Linked DNA regions of Homo sapiens: region 2 is linked to region 1. Evidence: read pairs that join two places in POLR2A ChIA-PET (ENCODE). Cell type or tissue: OCI-LY7. All regions are shown on one strand.

Evidence for each region. ChIA-PET counts read pairs that join two places held together with the same protein. Peaks named below come from ENCODE experiments on the same cell type or tissue, not always from the same donor. Only the 100,000 strongest peaks of a DNase experiment are listed, where the experiment ranks them.
Region 2: POLR2A ChIA-PET joins it to region 1 with 8 read pairs; 7 of 35 experiments call an interaction of 5 or more read pairs at or near these places.

The regions. Positions count from the first base shown.
Region 1 is chr17:47,204,313-47,206,812 of GRCh38, reverse strand. It overlaps a transcript of MYL4 not described here. Among named protein-coding and RNA genes, the nearest start is that of MYL4, 3.8 kb to the left of the region's middle. RefSeq lists enhancers at 1,162-1,261, 2,052-2,101, 2,112-2,201, 2,382-2,431. In OCI-LY7, no CTCF peak of the experiment used is centred here; DNase peaks (open chromatin) are centred at 1,122, 1,692 and 2,012; H3K4me3 peaks cover 2,500 bases; H3K27ac peaks cover 2,500 bases.
Region 2 is chr17:47,311,445-47,313,944 of GRCh38, reverse strand. ITGB3 (integrin subunit beta 3) reads right to left here. Exons shown (of 15, transcript NM_000212.3): 15 at 202-2,500. The region is part of intron 2 of EFCAB13-DT (EFCAB13 divergent transcript); the gene reads left to right. Among named protein-coding and RNA genes, the nearest start is that of EFCAB13-DT, 11 kb to the left of the region's middle. In OCI-LY7, no CTCF peak of the experiment used is centred here; no DNase peak of the experiment used is centred here.

The DNA.
Region 1 (2,500 bases):
CTGGGAGACCCAGGCACTAGTCCTGACTCTGCCAGCCACTTCCTCTCTCTGGGCCTCAGCTTGCTTATTTTAAAAGGAAAAACAATCAGGAGACTTTCAAACCATGTTCAACAGAATCCTGAGACTAGCAATCTTGCTATCTTGCTTTATAGGGTGACATGCTTCTGGCTGCAGGGTACATAGAAAGGCCAGACCTTGGAGCTCCTTCCACCACCATCACTTCAGTCACCACCACTCCTGTGTTTTACATACTGGAGCTCCCAGTATGTAAAACAGTATCATTTTCTAATGGTTCCATGGCTTAAAATTTTTTTAAATAATCACTGAATGACACATGCCCCCTTCCAGTTAAAACACACACGCACACACAACAAGTTAGTATTATGTTATTGTTGTAGTTATTCTACAAAGACGTATGATCCTCAGAAGAAAAAGCTGGAAGGTTGTTCTTTCCTTTTCTTCTTTTCCTTTTTTCCCCCACCCCACTCCCCTTTCTTTTCTAAATTCTAAGAAGCAAAATATCAGGTCTGCATGGGAACAGAGCTATGAGGTTAGAAAGCTGGGAAAGCCGAATGGGGCTCCGGAGACATCCAAAATCACGCAAATACTGTGGACTCTGGAGGTAGACAGTGATGGGTCTGAAGCCTGGTTTTGCCACTTTCTAATCTAGGCCTTAGTAGCCTCAGGACCTTTGAGGATAAACATTTCCTTTTCAAATTGTCATGAGATTTGTATGAAATAATGTTAAGTAAGGCACTGCAAACAACCTCTGCCATGTAGGAAACATTCGAAGATGTTCATTTCACTTTCCTTTGCCAAGCAGGTTGAAGCTAGAGGTGCATTCAGGCTTCCCAGATTTGGAACTTCCAGAGAGAGGTCCACATGAGAAAGGGACAAGGTAAGGTGACAGTGGCTAAAGGGATTTTAAGGTGTGGGATTAGGAATGAGGAAGAGGTGGAAAGGAATGGAAGCGGGGGGAAGGGCAGCAGCTGGGAACTCATGGTGTAAAATATTTGTGGCTCAGAAAGCATGTGGCAAGTCTCTAGGGCCAGGCAGCCTGTCTGACGGAGAACACTCAGAGAAGGCATGCCCAACCACCTGAAACCTTAGGCACAGGAGCCCCAGCAGGGGAGGAGACGCTCCTCAAATCAGTTTCGGATTCGTTTTCAGCAGCCCCAGTGAAAAAAGTGCCTGGCACTTCAGAAACAACTGGAGGAGAGCTGTGGTTTCAGGGAAAGAGCCATGCATGAAGAAGCAACATATCAACCCCTGGCCTTGTTTTTACTAAAATTCATGACGCCACGCTTCATTAGAGCCCAGTAACTGGAGTCCGAGCTTCCATCGTCTTATGGTCTTCATTCTGTTTCATGGCCAGTAACTTTCACCTTCAAATCTTACCAATCGAGAGCATCCTTCCCAGGGCCTATGACACAGACTTGCCCTACAATATGTGTTGGCCCATCAGAGCCAAGGAAAGAAGGAGATGTAGTAGTGTGAAGAGGCAAGTATGGCAGTGGGTACTGGCAGCCAAACAACTTTCTCTGGGAAGCATCTGGTGGTTTCTGAGCCAGAGTTGCTGAGGCTCACCCAAATGCTCCCATGAGGGACTTCCAATTCAGCAGATTGAAAACACAAGACAGAATTTAGCACCAACCGGTTTACATCAGATGTCAAATTCGGACACAAATGCACAAAGGAGAAGTGACATCAGCCCTCATTTGGGCTGAGCTCGCAAACACTCACTCCTCCTCCTCCCTTCATCTCTAACCACACAGAGCCTGTCTGTGTCCTGCTCAGAGAGGTCCATTAGAGTCTCCTGCCTGGGATCAAATGCTGCTGACAGCTAGCCTGGCTGTTAATGCCTTGTTCCTGTCACCCTCTCTCTCTCTTCTCTGACCAATGTCTCATAAGCCTGGACATCACAGGGCAATGCCCTGGCCAACACTTTGTCAATCGTCCCCATAGAGAGTACTGGGTAATTTGGGTTTCACTGCAAGGCAGAGGTTAAGAAGGCTGACTCATGAATCAGACTGCCTGGTTTAGAGTCCTGGCTTAGTTAGTTAACTTTTTTTTTTTTTTTTCGAGACAGGGTCTCACTTTGTCACTCAGGCTGGAGTGCAGTGGTGAAACATAGTTCATTGCAGCCTCCATTTCCCTGGTTCAAGTGATTCTCCCGCCTCAGTCTCCCAAGTAGCTGGGACTACAGGTGCACCCTACCACACCTGGCTACTTTTTAACTTCTTCATGCCTCAGTTTTCTCATCTGTAAAATGTGGCTGTTATAACTACAAGGTAGTTGTGAAGATTAAATGAGTTAATACAGGTGGCACATGTAGAATAAAGTGTCTAGCACAAAGCAACTACTCAAGATCTTTAAGCTTGGATCCTGATGGAACTACTGTGACCATGGCTCCCTATCCCAAGATCACCCGCAGAAGAGTTACAAAGAGAAAATATCAAGAAATGAAGAAAAACTCGAGAAACCCCTTGGGTGAAGGAGA
Region 2 (2,500 bases), 110 kb before region 1:
TCTCAACAACAACAACAAAAAAATCTAAAGAGAAGCTCTGGATTCTGAAGCTAGCTTCAGTACCCATAGTAGTCATCATTCTGTTACATTTGGAAACATGCTTGTTCTAAAATAATCATTTCTGAGTCAATGACACCTATTCTTTTCATCCAAAGGAAACAGAAATAACAACACAGGAAGCACTGAGCAGCCTTAGGCCAATTCTTTTTGGAAAGTACATTTAATTTACTGTTGCACAAACCCAAACAGAGAAGGTGGTTAGGAAGTGAGGAAGGCACTTAAGAAATTTCAACCACAGCCGGGGGCAGTGGCTCACGCCTGTAATCCCAGCACTTTGGGAGGCCGAGGCGGGAGGATCACGAGGTCAGGAGATCGAGACCTTCCTGGCTAACACCGTGAAACCCCGTCTCTACTAAAAATACAAAAAGAAATTAGCCGGGCGTGGTGGCAGGTGCCTGTAATCCCAGCTACTCGGGAGGCTGAGGCAGGAGAATGGCGTGAACCCGGGAGGCGAAGCTTGCAGTGAGCAGAGATCGTGCCACTGCACTCCAGCCTGGGTGATAGAGCAAGACTCTGTCTCAAAAAAAAAAAAAAAAAGAAAAGAAATTTCAACCAGGAATACTTAACAAAGAAAAAGAGGCCTTTGGACCCCATTAAAATCATGGATGACTGGCCGGGCACAGTGCTTCACACTTGTAATCCCAGCACTGTGGGAGGCCGAGGAAGGTGGATCGCCTAAGGTCAGGAGTTCGAGACCAGCCTGGCCAACATGGTGAAACCCCGTCTCTACTAAAAATACAAAAATTAGCCGGGTGTGGTGGCGGGTGCCTGTAATCCCGGCTACTGGGGAGGCTGAGGCAGGAGAATGGCTTGAACCTGAGAGGCAGAGATTGCAGTGAACTGAGATCTTGCCATTGCATTCCAGCTTGGGCAACAAGAGTGAGGCTTTGTCTCAAATTAAAAAAAAAATCATGGATGACCTGGGAATCTCAGAGAAGTAAAGAACTGACTCCTAATATGGCAACTTGTCAGGAATATTCAAAGTTTTCCGTTATTGTCCACAGATCCTGAGACTGGACATAAATTTTCTCCAAAAGAGCTAGACACAATCCCTTTGTGCCGTGTTATCTGATGCCAGAACACTGTTTAGCTGTTCACCCCACAGGCCAAAACTGCTATTTGCTACCTCATGAATGCAGCTACAGGTTATCCCCACATATTGACAAATAATATTGGTCTTCAAGACCTGTGAACTTCATTCCAGTAGCTCAGACAAGATTCCTGATTTGATTCACCTGTTAAATACATTTTCTTCCCCCTTTGATACAGTTTCTTCATATAAAACATCTTATCTAAAGAAAATGTCCCATTAACACTCTCATGGACTCTGTCTTAGTAACTGAAGATTATAATCACAGGCGTGAGCCACCACACCTGTCTTAGTAGCTGAAGGTTATAATTACAGGCATGAGCTTCCACACCTGTTCCCTGCCACTATTTCTAAGGACTTCTTGGATCCATGACTATCCCTCCCCGCCCCCTATTTATCCCTCTACCATACTGCCATTCCCTACAGTAAGGAGTAATCCATGGGTGAGACAGGGCTCAGTCATTGCCCCATATCTAATTCCAAGGCTTATTCTCAATGTTAACACAATAATACAGAATAGATATTTCAGCTACTTATGGATTCCTCTTCCCTAATATGTGGATGCAAATGTGTGCAAAGTGAAGAAAGAAATAATAACTAAATGAAGCTTAAGTGCTACATCAGGAGAGACGTAACTATTAACAAATGTTGGAAAACGGGTTTGGAGAGAGGATAGAATGAGACTTTCATTGAGAAAGGTGATATGGAATGACATCTGCTCTTGCCAAAGCCAGGTCTCTCAGATCTCCCAACTAAAAACACAAACAGTATCAATATCCCAGAGAATCTTAACCGCACATTTGATGACACAGTAAGTCCCAGCATCTTAGAATGTTGATACTGAAAGAGACCTTCAAGACTGGCTGCTAAAATCCCATCATTTCTCAAACTAGAAAACAGCTTTAAGAAGAAGAAAGTGACTTGCCTTAATTAAAGATTATTTAGCTGTAACACTGAGGCCAGAGCTCCAGTTTTCTGCTCATGGAACAAATGTTGATAAGTCTTTCTTTTTTTCTTGGGCATTTGGGGGTGGCTTTTAATGTTGGATGTATGTCAACACCAATGGAGCCACTGCTTTTCTGGGACAAAAGAACAGTCCCTCTTCCTCAGGAAAGGTCCAATGTGTCCACACATCTATCCCCATAGCCTTCTATCATGAGAGAGCCCCTCACAGATCCAGCCACTGGCCAGTGACTTGCTGTGAATGATGCCAAGTGGGAGTGTCTGTACCCTGCCCAAGTCTGTGTGGTTTCCTATGCTCTCCTTCTTTGCCATCACATAAATTTACAAATATAATGCAAGCATGTTTATATACATGTTCTTTTAAGTTAAGAAAACCTCATCATGAGA